Regions from separate parts of the Mus musculus genome. Here region 2 is linked to region 1. Evidence: chromatin loops called from intact Hi-C (ENCODE). Cell type or tissue: heart. All regions are shown on one strand.

Evidence for each region. Peaks named below come from ENCODE experiments on the same cell type or tissue, not always from the same donor. Only the 100,000 strongest peaks of a DNase experiment are listed, where the experiment ranks them.
Region 2: it touches region 1 in a loop (2.0-fold over the local background); 11 of 42 quality-filtered maps call a loop at or near these places.

The regions. Positions count from the first base shown.
Region 1 is chr11:59,180,840-59,188,839 of GRCm38, forward strand. It overlaps Gjc2 (gap junction protein, gamma 2), which reads right to left and starts at 1,987. Exons shown (of 2, transcript NM_175452.4): 1 at 1,907-1,987. Guk1 (guanylate kinase 1) reads right to left here. Exons shown (of 8, transcript NM_008193.3): 2 at 5,935-6,048; 3 at 5,561-5,602; 4 at 5,103-5,199; 5 at 4,355-4,493; 6 at 4,190-4,274; 7 at 3,597-3,682; 8 at 3,016-3,348. The coding sequence ends at 3,313. In heart, a CTCF peak has its summit at 3,179 (motif pointing left); DNase peaks (open chromatin) are centred at 2,132, 2,262, 3,202, 4,842 and 1 weaker place; H3K27ac peaks cover 1,662 bases.
Region 2 is chr11:58,962,966-58,970,965 of GRCm38, forward strand. It overlaps Trim17 (tripartite motif-containing 17), which reads left to right and starts at 816. Exons shown (of 7, transcript NM_031172.3): 1 at 816-904; 2 at 2,149-2,582; 3 at 3,809-3,904; 4 at 5,522-5,752; 5 at 7,462-7,484; 6 at 7,577-7,680. The coding sequence starts at 2,154. In heart, a CTCF peak has its summit at 4,567 (motif pointing right); DNase peaks (open chromatin) are centred at 826, 2,236 and 5,786; H3K4me3 peaks cover 510 bases; H3K27ac peaks cover 937 bases; H3K27me3 peaks cover 1,446 bases.

The sequences.
Region 1 (8,000 bases):
GATCAGAAGGCTAAGGAGGGAAACAAGAGTGTGGAGAAAGCTCAGAGAGGAAGAACGTGCTTACATACTCACACACACTGATAGGTGGATTGCTTACACTGACACTGTAACAATTTAACCAGTAGACTAAGGAAAGTAGAATCACAGACTGCAGCTTTGGTTACAGATACCCCAGATAACAACTGCACCCATGAATAACCAGGCTGATGACTGGAGAACCATCCCATCTCTGTGCAGAGGAACTCTGAGATGGGACACACAGTTAAGAGGAGCACACACCCACTCCAGCAGCCACATGTGGGAAGCAACATATCAGAGGACAGCATGAAATGGGGACTTGTACCTTTGCCGTGACACCTGAGCCCTATGATTCACCATTATGGCTGTTGATAGCACCTATATAGACAGGCTCATCACCCCCATAGTATTCTTTCTGAAACCCATAACCCCAACAAAGCAAGAGAAAACACAGGCCAGTTTCCAAGAGGGCACCCTGAAAAATACCCGAGTAGTATTTTAGTAGCCATGGGCAGCTAAAACAAGGAGACTAAGAGGTGCTGTGGTATCAGGAGGGGCAAGGGAATGTAGGAAACACACAGACTGCGGCTTTTCACTAACAGAGGCAGCACTAGAGTTTATTATGGTGATGTGTTTCATGCCAGTATGGAATGGGAAATGAGGTCCTCTGGGATCTTTTCTGTACTGTTATCTCCTCTGTTGTAAATTTAAACATGTTGAAGATGTAGGACTCTACCACAGAGTTATGGCACCCAGCAGAAACTACCAACCTCCCGCTTTGACCTGTGAGGCCTTCTTCACCAGCACCCAAGTCACATTCCTGGAAGTTCAAGAAGGCAAAACTTCAACTTCAGACTGTGGGGACCAGAAAAACAGATGGGCTAGCCTGCACCTACCTGGTGTAAGAGTCACAACCCTAAGTCTAGACAACTCCTACAGGTTGAGACTTCAGCTAAACTGCATTCCAAAAACGGAGGCACTAGCCTGAGTAGGCAACCCCCTCCCACTCTCCATGCCTTCCTTTGGCATTGCCCAGAGTACACACGTGTGCCCAATTCCTTGTAGAAAGCCCATACTCACCCTGGTCCTTGTCTCTCCAGTCCTGCCAGCCCCTCCACAGCTGAGCCAGGTTCCCCTCCCCATTTCTAGAAATCACTTCCCAGCTGGGTCCACACTGTCCCATACAGAGCCAACTCCAGCCAGCAGGCCCTCCAAAACGGATCTTCTCCAACCTCCCCGTCCTTGGACCCTGTATCTCCCCTTTTGGCTGCCCATCCTCATATCTCCCTCTCTGCAGTCCCTAGACACAGAAGGTAGGTGGGAAGGAAGCACTTAGAGTGAACTGCTGTGGCATCCCAAAGACTTCTGTGCTGGCTACCGCGCCACACTAACACAGCAGCGGTTGTGTAGGTCCAGCTGCTGAGAGGGTCTGCTTGGTAGCAGGCAAGTGGATAATGAAGTTTCTTCAGTTTGAGTAGACTGGGCCTGGTGCCCATACTGATCCCTGGGACACACTACAACTGGCTGGGGTGGACTGGCCCATCTTAAGATGGCCTGAAGGGTCTCAGCTGCTGGGGGAGGTACTGAAAATACCCTAGGCTCTCCGGTTTGTTCCCATCTCCCTCTACCATGGGTTTAGTTACCCCAAAAGAGCCACAAAGCCAGCTGAAGCCAAGCTAAAGGACACCCTGAGGGTCCCTTAATACAGCAAGACAAGATCTGGCCAGAGACTCAGTGAGTCTTCCAGGGTGGCATCTGGCACCAGCTGTGACACACCCCACAGAGCCTGAGAGGGGATGCAGGAACCTGGGAACCTCCACCTTAGCAGTAAGGAGTACAGACCAGTCAAGGCCCAGCCAGGCTGCAGCCCCAGCAGTACCCTCCCTACCTTCTCCAGGCTGGAAATGCAAACCTTCGGCTGAGCCCCTCCACCTGCCGGCTGGATGCTGATCCTCTCTAAGGGCATACTGTGGGGCTAGGGCCACCTCTCGCCACCAAGCACAATGGGGGATGGAGGAGGGGCCCTCAAGGGCTCCATTGTTCCCCCTAGGGTCTGAATCCATGATTGTCCCTGGGGGTGGAGCAGCAGGGATCTAGACAGGCCTGCTGGTCTCCCCAGCCTCCACTTGAAGTCCAGGCAGTTCTGGCTCACCCTTCTAGAGAAACATCTGCAGTTTTGGAGGCAGCCCAGGACTTCCCAGTCTCTCTGGCTACTTCTGCCTGGGTACCTGCCTGCCCTCTTCACACCCACATCCAGTTAATACCCCCAAGTCTGCCCCAGGAGCAGCCTCACCTGGAGATGCACAAGGCAGAGCTGTGGCTGACCACCGGGTGGGGGTAGCTGGCAACAACCACTGCCCTCCCTGCTGGGATTGCTCTCTTGGGCGGAGCCAGCAGCCTGGGCTGGGAGCCCAGAGGAAGAGGGAGGACAGCAGGACCAGACACTCAGAATGTCTCATCGTGGACAGGAGGGGAGGGACATCTCCCTCAGGAATGCTGCACCCTGCTACAACCTCTAGAGCTCAAAATTTGCGATCTTTACAGAAGGCCCAGGACTCTGCCTGCCTGCAGCCCTCACAGGGCTCACCTGCCCTTCCTTGGGTTGGCTGCCTATACCCAAGGCCAAGAACACACAGCACCCACAGCTCCAGGGCCAGCATTATGACCTTAGCTCTTCCCCTGCAGCTGGGCACTTTTGTTCCTGGCAAGTGGTATCTGTCCCTCTGAGTCCCCAAATGGCTCAGAAATACCTCAAAGAGACAGCAGCACTAGGTTGTCTAGGGCTGAGACGATTCCAGCCCATACTGATTGTCCCAGTTGCCTGACTCCCAGGGGAAGAAGTGAACACGAGCAACCCTAGCCAGCATTCTGATGACTAGTGGACCCTGGATGCGGGCAGGGACAAGGGCCACTAGACACCTATGCAGAGCCCCCTTAGCAGCCTTCATCTGGGCTGACCATGGAGGGGCAGAAAGCCAGAGGCCATAAGCCCAGTATGGAGGGCTGTGACACTATAATTCAGTAATTACTTTATTAAGAGGTCAGTCCCGCTCCAGCAGAAGGAACAAGGAAAGGAACACAAATAGTCCAGGGAGATTAGATATGGGTACTCTTTGGAGTCATTCAGCCAGTGAGTCAGCCCACGGTGCAGAGCCACCTTGTGGTCAGACAAAGGGTAGCTCCTTCTACTCCACAGTGGAAGTCTACTACAAGTCCTTGGTGCCCTGGCAAAGTTTCCCCCACCTCCAGGCAAATTTAGACCACAGACATCACTCTGTGGAATGAAGCAGGCCTTCAGGCGTGGCCAGTTCCCTGTGCTTTCTTGATTTCCTGCCAAGGAAGAAGGGAAACAGAAAGTCAGGAGAGGCAGGGAACCAGGGAGGGCTAGGGCTCATATCCTCCCTGGGTTCCCAGGGACTCCGGCTTTGCACCTGTACTTGACCATTCTGGCAACTGGCAAAGCCAGGGCTGCTTACAACACAGCAGGGTGTGAGCCCCGGCAACACAGGGTTTGCTGCGTTCACAGGATGGCTTGTGCAGGGGACTTCCCCAAGACAGGGTAGATGGGAAGGGCCTACCTCAGAGAGCGCCTGCTTCAGGGTTGCATAGGCTTTATCCAGGTCGTCATTGATGATCACCAGGTCAAACAAGCCAGGCTCCTTGCCTGGGGTGAGGCAAGAGACAGATTCAGGAACACTGGGACTTCGGCCCCTGCTGGGCTTGCCCCACTGTTAACAACCTGCTATCTGGCTATGGCTACTGTTGCCGTCACTGTGGTAGGATGGCCAGGGCTGGACAGTACTCTTGCTTCCCCTCTTCTAGAGAACCTCAGCTGGGGGCTGCTCCCATCAAGTCCTGACTTCTGGAGTGTGGACCACTGCCCCTGCCCAGGCCTCTCAGAACCAGCTCTGCCTGGGATGGACTGCCACATAAGGAAACAGCAAACGGTCTCAATGACAGTGTCTGAATGTGGACCAAGCTCAGACCCAGAAGCAAGAGCATAGCTACAAAAAGAGACCTACAACACTTAAGTCAGTAAACAAGTGTGGCCTCTCAAAGGCTCTGCAGACAGCAGTCTCGACCCCTCCATCTTTACCCTTGGTCCTCCCCAATTTCTGGTGGATGGGCTGGCCACGTGCTCAGAAGGTACGAACGGTCTGACTGCACTCACTGCTCTCCATGTCTGTCCGTGCAGCTGCCAGCCGCTTTGCCAGACTCTCCTCAGTCTCAGTGTTGCGCAGTCGCAGTCGTTGCTCCTGAAATACAGGTCCTTGTCAGGTCAGTATTCTGCAGGTCTCAGGACCTGCCCTGCAGGTTTCCCACACCAAGTACCCACCAGCACGTCCAGCGAGGGAGGCTGCACAAAGATGTAGATGGGACACAGATCAGTCTTCTTGATGCTGCGCACACCTTGTAGGTCGACATCTAGCACGCAGATGCGGTTCATGGCCTGCACAGCCCGAACAGCTTCCTTGCTGGGAGCAGGGAAGGGCAGTGAGCAGATAGATGTTCAGTGGATACAAGAGAAGACCTGGCCCTTAAGCCCACAGGAAATACATGCAATGACTGCTAAACCTTGTTAGCTTCTTAAGGCTTTCGAGAGCTTCAGAGAAACTCGGCCCTTTCCACCCCAAGGCCCATTCTGGGCCTGGCCTGGGTAGTGCAGAGGCTCTCGTGAACCCAGCACCTTCTGTACTTTCCAGAACTTCCAAGCATATAGTCAACCCTGTCAGGCCCTCTGACATCACAGCCCTTTGTACCTGTCCTGTAGCCGAAAGCCAAAAAGGTTTGGGCCTGGGCTGCCTGGCACTGCCTACCTCTCCACGTGAGGTGCCTCATGTGGCTCTTTGCCTCGCCAGATGGCTTGAGGACAGATGAGCCTGGGGCATGACTGGGCCTGCTTGTTCCCTGGAGCCTATCAGCTATGCTCAGAGACTAGGGGGTTAGCAAGCCATCCCAGCCCTAGGCGGGAGACTGGGAGGGCACTGTGAGGTCAGAGGTGACATGCTAGAGTGCTTTCTTTTGTTAACAGTTCTGGAATTACCCTGATCCATGAAGCTGGGCCCACACCAAACTCAGCCCACCTTGTCCCGTACAGGTTCCCTGAGAACTCAGCATGCTCAATGAAGTCCCCTGCTGCAATATCACGCTGCATCATCTCCCTGGTCACAAAGTAGTAATCTGGAGAAGAAGAGAGCTTTCCAGAAGGTACCCAAAACCCATCCCTGCCTGGCCTGGCCCCTCTCCACCCTACACAGGACTGCTATGGCCAGATCTAGGCTGGAACAGATACCACTGTCCCCATTGTCTTTGCTGAAGGATTGGAAATGGCCAGGTTCCATACACCAGGCAGGAAGAAGGTTCAGCCTTCACTATGATGCAGACTCTAATCAAGCTGTGAACCCAACAGCAAGAGAGATTCTCCTGCTGGGGATGAAGCTGTTACAGCCAAGGCACAAAGCAACCTTACCCCTTCCCCCTACCCCCACCCCAACACTCATTAGCTGGTGCCCAAAACCCCTGAATTAGCAGGCCGGCTCACCTTTGCCATCTTCTTCACCAGGTCGTGGGTTCCTTGTAGTATCTAGGAAAAAAACAAACAAAATTATCACACACTGAAGGGATCTACAAACCTCCCCCTACCCAGGTCTTCCCTTGACGGCCTGCTCCGTCCTCTGGTTATGTAACAACGGGTGGTGCTCACAGCCAGTGGGCAGCCCAGACCAGATCTCAAGAGGTCACTGGGGCCAAGATGCTTACTCTAGATGGAGGCCTGGGAAGGGAGAGGGTAATGGGGATGAGGAAGGTGAGGAGAGCATCTGCTAGATCAGGTGTGTGCATCTGGGGACTCTAGGAACAGTCCTGTGCTGGGACAGCCTCTGAGCTCCTCGCCCTTCAAGGTCTGGAGGCACTCACGAGACACGCTGAAGCCGAAGATGCTGCTGTGCTCCTGGAACAGCTTCTTGAGCAGAGTGCTCTTCCCTGCCCCTGACGGCCCGCTCAGCACTACTGGCCTAGGTCCTGCCATGCCTGTGGGTGGAGGGATATCATAGACATGAGTGGGGTTACCTTCACCGGTGCCCTGGCATTCTGTTCCATAGGAGACAGTGACGTGAAGGCCAACATCCTTATATACTGTGAACTCTCCTCACAACACCAGTCAACTGGCAAGATGGCAAACACAGGCAGCAGGAAGGCTGACAGGATTCCAATATCCAGCCTCACCCACACCCAGCAGGATGTCCACAGGCCAAGTGACCCGGAACCAGACAATGCAGCACACTGGCCCCACCCCATAGAGGCTGCCCTTCAGAATCTGACTTCACACTGCTGCCTGAGCTTTGACTCCCTTAAATGGCCTGCCCACAGGTGTCCCAAGTCTGAAATAGGAATGTCCCTGTCCCTACAGACATCCTCAAGTCTGTTCAACCCAAGCCAATTTGGGAAACTTCCCACTAGACACGCAACCATCTCTGACTTGTTTAGGAAGGACAATCTGCTGACAAGAGTTGGACGAGCACCCCCTAGCCTCCCAAGGGCAACGTGAGTGCAGCTCAGGGTGGGCCATGGGTCCGGGCTGCCAGGGAGGAGCACCCGCTGTAGGTATGAAAGCCCAGCAGGAACCTCCTCCATCAGGCTATCTGGGACTTGCGCTTCCTTCCTTGAAGTTCCGATGGCATCGCCTTAGTACCAGCTGATCCCCCTGCTTCCAGGCTCATGCCTGAGCAGACACAGCCCCACCTCACTGTCAGCTGTGGTCCTCCAGCCAGGAGTCTGAGCAGGTCAGTTACACGTCAAGAACCCCGTCTATAAAGGCCCTCCTGACTCCCCAGGATGGCACCCACCTACTTGATGTGTTGCAGCCTCCATGGTAGCCTGGGAAGAGTCAATGGCTGCTCTGCACTGAGGGCTAGGGGGACTAATCTCTGCCAAGCCTATACCCCGCCCTTCTGAGCAATAAATCCCTCGGGCACCAGCCCTGCCTGCACTGTGACATCAGCCCTGTCCTCCCACTCTGCAGGAAGGATGGGGCAGTTATTTGTCCTGCTCCCGAGATCTGCGCCTACACCTGTTCAAACAACCAGGTCAGCATCTGAGTGCACCGGGAGACCAGGAAGAGCCACCCCGGCACTGAGTACTGAGAGACCTGAGCTGCTGCTCTCTTCTGAGGTCTAGGCAGAGGGAGACCAGGGAGGGTATTGGGGAGCTGCTGTCTGTCAACCCAAGCACCTTTGACTTAAAGACACAGGCTACAGGAAGGGCACCAGCTTAGAGAGGAATTGTGTTCTTAATCCCCAATGTAGGCCATGAAGTAATCTTACAAAAGCAGTGTTGCTGGTATTCTATCAGATTCTATCCCACAGAAACACAAGTACTGTATGTAGGGTACACGTGCATGCACATGCATGCCACACACGTACAATGAAGATGCACACATGCGCACATGCACTTGTCCCTGAGAAGAACATAAGACCACCTATCAAAAAGACAGAAAAGGGACCTAGGGAAATTTACCAAGGATCACCAGTGCTGCCTCTCAATAAATCTGCTCCCTTCTGCCTTTCTCCAGAATGCTTACCGGCCAATCACACTGACCACTCTATGCCCTTTCCTTCCGGGCTCCAGCCCACCCAACTCAACACCAACTTCTCATTGGCATAGGCATCCCTTTCCCTAGTCATCGAGCCAGCCCTGCTGCTTCCACCGTGGCCTGGCCTTAGGGTGTGCGCTGCAAACCACACAGCCCAGCTCCTGCGAAGCTCCTTCCCCTCTGTCTGTATCAGGCACTCAGGCAGAGAGTGCCCCAAGGTGCTGCACAGCCTCAGATGCCCTGTGAGGGCACAGGTTGTGACCTGCAGCTGCCAATATGGGTTCTACATCTGCACTTTGCAAACAGCCATTTCTGGAGCTGTTGGTTCCCTTGAGCGTCAAAGGAGCTCAAGGCAGTGCTCACGTGGGGCTCGGAGAGGCTCACCACATAG
Region 2 (8,000 bases), 220 kb before region 1:
TTCTGAGCCATACAAAAAGGGTGGTGTTCAGAGATGACCGGCATGGAGACTAACCGGCTTGATCAGAAATCAAACTGGGAGGAACCCGAGATGGTTAACTGAACTGCATTAGTGGAGGGCTGAGGGGAATAGCCTGAATAAGCCTGTGAGGTTAACACAGAAAACTTTACCTCTCCTTTGTAGTGGAATCACTCATTAATGCCAATGTTAAATACATAAATTACTCCTAGGGTGTGCATATAATATAAGTATGCAACTGAAGAGTTTTGAAGCCCATTATGTCTCCAAGCCCAGGGATGGGGGAGCAGGGGAGGGCAAGGAGGCAGAGGGGAGGTAGAGGGGGGCAGGATGGGGGGGTGGGTGAGTCTAAAGACTGTTTGTGTAGCCTTGGCTGTCCTGGAACTCCCTCTGGCCTCAAATTCAGAGATGAGCCTGCCTCTGCCTCCGCCTCCCGAGTGCTGAAATTAAAGGCAGGGATCACCACCTCCCAACTTTGAGTTGCTAATTTCTAAATTGCCCCCTTTTCATTTTCCTAGCCTCAATCCATGCAAACCCGACCACATTTTCCCTGCATTCCCCACCTGAGTCTCCACCTAATCTCTTTGCCCTATTGATCTATTTATTGGTCCCACAAATATGGTCTAGCGAAGCCATATTTCTGTCACCGCCCCCTTCTCCCTGGCTCCACCCTAAGCAACGAAGCCCCCGCCTCCTCCCTTCGGTGTAGCAGCCTCAGCCCCGCCCCCGCGGCATCTCTGCCAAGCAACCTGCCTGCGTGAGTTGACGCCACAATGGCCCTCTGCCCCAGCTCCTGGTCTTCCCTAGTGCTGTAGCACAAACCCAGCCTTTCCCCCATGCGGCGCACTTGCCCCTGGCACCTGGCGCAGTGCAAGGCTCCTTCCTTGTGAGTAACCACCGTCCAGAGAATTCGCTCGCTCACTCACTGTCTGGGTCGAGACTAGGGGGTTCCTTCTCCTGTCCCCACCAAAGTCAAACCATAAGCTTCAAACCGTGGACCACTCTGATTACGTGGGTCTCCTGGATGAGCCCTCATTGACCTTAGATGACCCAAGAACCCTGATGTCTGTCTCTGCTCTAGGGAAGCCAGGGCCCTTTGGCCCTGGTTCTGACTAGGTGGTCAGACTAGGTCAGACTAGGTGGTTCTGACTAGGTGGTGAGACTCTTGAGATTGGGTCGGGAGAAGGTAATGCCCTGTGCTCTGCTCATAGAAAGTTCAGATGAAATTAACATGGCAGCCACTCTGGAATATCCGAAGATGCTTGGCTTTCAGGATTCAGAGGAGAGAACAAGATGGGGAGCACTGAGAGTCGACCTCATTCCCAAATTCTCAAAAAGGACCTTGGGAAGCAGAATTAGGGGCAGTTCAGGGTCTCCACCGCCTGCGTTAGCAGGACTTGGACTTGAGGGATGCATGCATGTGTGTTCTTGTGCACGTGTGCATGCTGTATGTGCCTTCAGAGTGCATCCATGTTCACATGCCTGTGTTTGTTGTGGTGTGTAAGTGGGCTTGCACGTTTTCTGTGTGGATGTGTGCATGTGTAGTTACAAACATTTTTACCCATGTGCAAGCTTGTATATGTATCTGCATGTCTACATGCAGGCCCTGTACTTGCGTATGAATGTGCTGGTGTGTCCATGTGTCTATATGGAACCCCTGTATCTGTGTTTTGTTGTATCTTTTCTGCATTGCACCTTAACTGAAAGGATTTCTATTCCTTTCTAAGTTTCTTTGTTTTACCAGGGGTGAGTTAAAGACATAGTTCTGACCCTTGACTATTGCAGCCTTTTGGGTAGAGATGTGGCTCCAGGGCAGACATAGGACTTACTTGACAGCAAACACAGCAGAACAGCTGGGAGTCCCCAAAGGCCCAGGAGGGAGCTCGTAACTAAGCTGACCCAGACGCCAAGCCCAAGCTTAGCAACTGAGGTTCAGGGGTCTGGCTAGCATTTGGTCAGTGCCTTTGTATTCCACATTTGGACAGCAGCTTTTGTTCCCATCTGTGGATCAGCAGAGGAGGCACTTGTGCTATGCTGTACAGGGGCCCCAGGGGAGTTGAGCAAGGCGCCATTCTGGGATCCTGCTCGCCAAGGGCTTACAGTGGAAGCGCTCCCCTTGTTTCTCCCCAGGAGCCATGGATGCGGTGGAGCTTGCCAGACGGTTACAAGAGGAGGCCACATGTTCCATCTGCCTTGACTACTTTACTGATCCTGTGATGACTGCCTGTGGCCACAACTTCTGCAGAGAGTGCATCCAGATGAGCTGGGAGAAGGGGAAGGTCAAGAAAGGGAAGAAGAAGCAGAAGGGCTCCTTCCCCTGCCCCGAGTGCAGGGAGATGTCCCCTCAGAGGAACCTGAGGCCCAACCGCCTCCTGACAAAAGTGGCTGAGATGGCCCGCCAGCACCCTGGGCTGCAGAAGCGAGACCTGTGCCAAGCACACCAAGAACCCCTTAAGCTGTTCTGCCAGGATGACCAGAGCCCCATTTGTGTGGTCTGCAGGGAGGCCCAGGAGCACCGGATGCACAGGGTGCTGCCTCTGGATGAGGCTGCAAGGGAGTATAAGGTGAACGCAGGGTCAGGGGTTGCAAGTCCAGGAGGGGGAGTGGAAGTTCAGGCAAGTTGGCCTCAATGTAAACCTTCATTTCATAATAAGAGCACTGGCACTAACAGAGGGGGGGGGGGACCGTCTAGAGACAGCCACAACAGGAGGAAGTATCCTTTGCCTCCAGAACAAAATAGGTGTGTGACTCATCCACATGTTCCCAGGGATGGTCTACAGTAGCCACGTTTATTAACTAACGAGTGGCAGGCAAAGGTAAGAACACATAGTGAGTAGCAGATAGTCAGTACATAGATGGCAAAGTGTAATCAAATGAGTTTACGAAGTCCAGCAGAAACAATTGAGGGAGGAGCCTGATCAAGAGAGAAAAGGCAACATCATCGAATAAGGGTCAGCAGAATTGACTAGGCAAGTTGAGGCAGTCAGCTGCAGAGGCTTTTTGGTTTGGTTTGGCTTGGCTTGGCTAACTGAGCTCTCTCTCTCTCTCTCTCTCAATGTGCTTCTGATGACTGAAATTCTGGCTTCTCTTTAACACTAGATACATTTTTACATCACAGGATAAACAATAGTTACCTCTGTTGGGAGTGGCTTGTCTTTTTTAAAATTTATTTATTTATTTATTATATGTAAGTACACTGTAGCTGTCTTCAGACACTCCAGAAAAGAGAGATCTCGTTATGGATGGTTGTGAGCCACCACGTGGTTGCTGGGATCTGAACTCAGGACCTTTGGAAGAGCAGTTGGTGCTCTCAACCCACTGAGCTATCTCACCAGCCCCGGGAGTGGCTTGTCTTATAGTTGTTTCTAAGCACACAACATTTTTACTCTTGGGCTATTTTGCTGTTTGTTTTTTACTCCGACCTGTTACATCAGAGTTAGGGGAGAAGCCAATCTCAGGACAAGGGGCTTTCAAGGGCACTTTCGACAAACATGCCTGGGTGTAAAATAGATGTGAGTGGGTGGGGGTGGGGCTAACCCTGCTTCCAGAGCCAGCTTCTCAGTGAGCTCAAGCCGCATAGACAGTTTACCAACACAGTGTACATACATCACCAGGAGCTAACCTCCAAAGCCCAGGTCAAGAGAGGCTCATTTCCTGGCCGCTGGAATGGGAAGCTAGACCACCCTGTCTGTAGGAGGATCTCTGGGGTCGTCAGTACAGCTGCAGAGACTGCACTCCAGATGTGGGCAGAGGTGGGGTCTGCTGACCGGAGGCCTGTTTGTGTGTCCAGCTCAAGTTGGAGGAGGACATAAAATATCTACGGGAGGAGATGATGAAGACGGAGACACTGCAAGCCAAGGAGGAACAGACCTTAACTGAGTGGCAGGTAGGTGCCCAATGGCTGCTGTTCCACCCTGTGTGCCTATACCTATCCTCATCTGTGACAGGAAAGTGCCTTTCAGGGCTTCAAGGAGGAAAAGGGTTCCTGTACTCTGCAGGTTCGGTGCCTGACCTACAAATTGAGCCAACACAACAGGTGAGCAGGATTTTTAAAGTGAGCCTCAGGTGAAGCCTGCTAGAACACCTGAAGTCTGCCAGAGAACAAAATAACAACACATTAAAAAATTTTTTTGACGGGTGCTCATAAATTCAGGTTAGCCTTGAACTCATAGGCTTAAGTAATCCTCCTGCCTCAGCCTCCCCAATAGCTATGTGTACTGGCAAGCACTACTGCACCTGGATGGTTCAAACAATTGTTTTTAAAAATTATCCTCGGGTTGGTAAGATGACTCAGCAGGTAAGAGCACTGACTGCTCTTCCAAAGGTCCTGAGTTCAAATCCCAGCAACCACATGGTGGCTCACAACCACCCGTAAAGAGTGCTTTAACACTAGATACATCAGGTGATCTGATGCCCTCTTTTGATGTGTCTGAAGTCAGCTATAGTATACTTATGTATAATAAAAAAAATAAATAAAATTATCCTCATTTTATGTGTATTGGTATTTGCCTGCATGTATATATGAATAATGTGTATGCAATGTCCAGCAAGGCCAGAAGAGGGCATCAGATCACCTGGAACTATGGCTTAGGAAGGATGTGAGGTGAATGTCTAGGTGCCCTAAGCCATCTCTCCAGCCCCCTTTTAAAAGAATCTTGTTATTTAGATCTTAAATAGCTCTATTTCTTCATTCTAGAAGCCTGTTCCATAACATAGATGTGGGCTGTATCTTTGATTTAAAAAACTGAGAAAGGCTGCAGGTGGTCCTTTCATTTCAAAGTTATCTCCCTTGTAAAGTGGGATCAGGAAGACATTAGTTTGTTAACCATAGATTATCTTAGGTAATCTTAGGTTGGGCAAAGGCTGACTTCTTCCTCTTCACAGGAAACGGCCTGCTCGGGTCTGGGGGATGCGGCTTTGCTGGTGCTTATTTGGAATCCCAGAACTCAAGGAGGCAAAAGCAAGGCCTGTTAGTCCAGAGTCAACCTGAACTATGTAACCAGTCCCAGAATACCCAGAGCTATGTGGGAAAAGCCTCTCTCAGAGGGAAGGAAGGAAAGATAAACAAGTGCATAAAACATGAGGGGGGCAGGTATTTAAGAAGTTTGTCTGCTGTCTTTGAAACTCTTGATTTCTTACTATTTTTGAACAACAGCTTTAGGGACATGGGTAACTCCAAAATCATTTTAGCCTGGTCATTAGGAGTCCCCCGTCCTTTTTTATGAATCATGCCTGTGTCTTTCTTTGAGGTTGCATGTTCTAAGCCCACTGACACCAGGACACATGGACATTTGAATGTATGGGTGTTATTACTCAAGGCCTGTTAGGGTGCAATAGGGATGGTGTGGAGAGTCTTGGTCAAAAGTCTGGCTTCCCCAACTTTTCCTAAGAATTCTAGGTCACCGGTTGTCCCAGAATTGCTGTGTGGCAACCCTGAAGGAAATCCCTCCTTTCTGAATCCATCTCATAGCCAGTTTGGGGTTCCCCCATTCCATTTCGACAGGAGAGAGTGAAAGAGCGGAGAGAACGCATCCTGGAGGAGTTTCAGAAGGTGGTCTTGTTTCTGGTGGAAGAAGAACGGAGGATCCTCCAGGTCCTGAAGAAGGAGGAAGAGGACACCTTAGGGAAGCTGCAGGACAGCAAGGCCTCCCTGGACCACCAAAGCCGCTCCCTGGACCTGATCCTGTTGCAGCTGGAGGAGCGGAGCCAGCAGGAGCCCCTCCAGATGCTGCAGGTGAGGCCAGAGGTTGCTGAGGCGCTCCTGTCTTTGGGATTTTCTGTGTTGCCACAAACCCGTGGGTACACCAGGAGGTGGGGTGTGGCCTGAACACGTGCACCCATGGGTACACCACGAGGAGGGGTGTGGCCTGAAGATGTGCACTCAGCCCAGGGGCTTGCAAAACAAACACAGCCTGACAGAAAGGATGAGGCTGGGCTGATATTTGAAGGTCACTAGCCTGTCTTGTCCCAGCGCTACACGGTGCCTCACAGCAAACAGTCCACATTGTCCACAGTATACACACACACACACACACACACACACACACACACACACACACACACAAAGGGAGAGACAACAAATACTTTCTTAAAAAGCGGTTTTGGCCCAGGGTTCTGGAAGTCCAAGAGCATGCTACCGCCCACGGCTCCACTTCTGCTCATGACATGACATGACGTAACAGCCCGCCAACACCTGCCAGAGTGAACAAGGGTAGACTGACTTCAACACCCTTTCTCGTCTCCGTTCACCATGGAGGACCTGTGGCCTAATTAACTCTTAAGGGCCCTCCCACACTCTGCTCAATACCGTGACACTAGGAATTAAACTCCAACCTGATGTTGCTGGGAACCTAACATAGCTAGCCAAGGCAGGTGGGCCATTGTAGTTTTCTAGGCCAGGGGTGCTTCTGTAGATTCTGGCTTCTAGAAAATCTCCAGGGACCCTAGGCTGTCACCCCCAGCCCCTCCGCCATCCACGCCCACTGTGCTCCCTGACACCCTAACTGCATCAGCAGCTACCAGAGGTCTGCAGAGGAGGAAACTGCTCCCTCCTTATCCACAGCTTAATCCCCAGATGGCTTCATTTTTGCTCAACCTGAAAATATCAAAGGAGAAAATCCAGACGTAAACAGTCATCAAGTTTTAAACTGCATGCTATTCTGAGGAATATGATAAAATCCACCTGGGCTGGGAGGGAGGCATCCCTTTGTTCAATATCTCTATGCTTCGTGTTATCAGCAGTGACTGTCTTGGCTATCAAAGCTACTGTGAGGTGCTCTGCAGGTGTGCATGAGGAACATTCACAGGAGCAGTGAGGCTAGCCGAGTTCTGTTGCCTCAGAGACGCTTGATCAGCCAGCAGTAGAGTGCTTGCTTAGCAGGGAGGGGCCCAGCCTCCTTTAAGTGAAGCTCTGTGAGACTCAAGGGCCAAGGTTGCTTAATGATTTGTGAGCACAAGCTCGCCATGGTTCACTGTTAGAGATGGCTCTGTTCTATTGTGTTAGCATTCTCTGTGCCAGACGCATAAACAGTATCACAACACACACACATACACAAAAGCACGGTATGTGAAGGACTTCTGACTCGGGGTTTACTGGATTCTAGGGAGGAGGCGTGGGGAAAGAGCAGGGTGGTGTGGCTCAGTGATAGTGCTTGCTTAGCAGGGGTTCTGCCCTCTGTCTCCACTACCTTAAGTGCTGATCATGGTTCCCAGGACTTGGCCTCCTCTCCGCTGACCAGACCTCAGGCTTGCGACCGTGGACTGAGGGAAATGCTTAGGGTCTGCCAAGCAGGAGTGAAAGGGAAGCTTCCAGGAAGAGTACAAAGTTGTTATCTGACAAGGGACTGTCCAGCTGAGGACATGTCCCAAAGTAGCGGGCAACAGAGGTAGCTTTGACACCAACAAGCAGGACCAGCTCTGAACTCTCCTCTCTGTTGCTTACAGGATGTGAAGGACACCTTGAACAGGTACTGTCACCCTCAATAGAGGTAGTGGGGGACGTGGGGGAGGGCAGAGCACACGGAGAGGCAGAGGGGACATGAGTCTGTATTCCCTGGAGGAAGGAGAGCTTCAGCGTGCAGTACCCAGAGGTGGTCCTCCCCGCGGCTATCAAGACCTTGTGCAGAGTTCCAGGACAGATAGAGGTGCTCAAAAGCTTCCAAGGTAAGTGGAGACCCGGGTCTCCAAGGACCCCAGTTGTCTGGGCACTGCTCTGCCTTACCCGGATGCCACACAGGACCAGCGCTTCCAACTAGAAATTAGTGTCTCAAACTGTACTCACCATCTTTCTAAGCCTGACTGCTGAAATAAGTTTGCCCCCATTTAGCCCTGGTGACTCACCATCATCAATATCCACGGGGATTTGTAGTGTAGAACCCTTGGGTAACCCCAACCGGTTGGAACTGGTGGAGGGGAGGCTTTTGGGTGGATATGGAAAAGAGCCATTTAGCCACTGTGTCTGTCACACCCCGCCCATCTTGAGG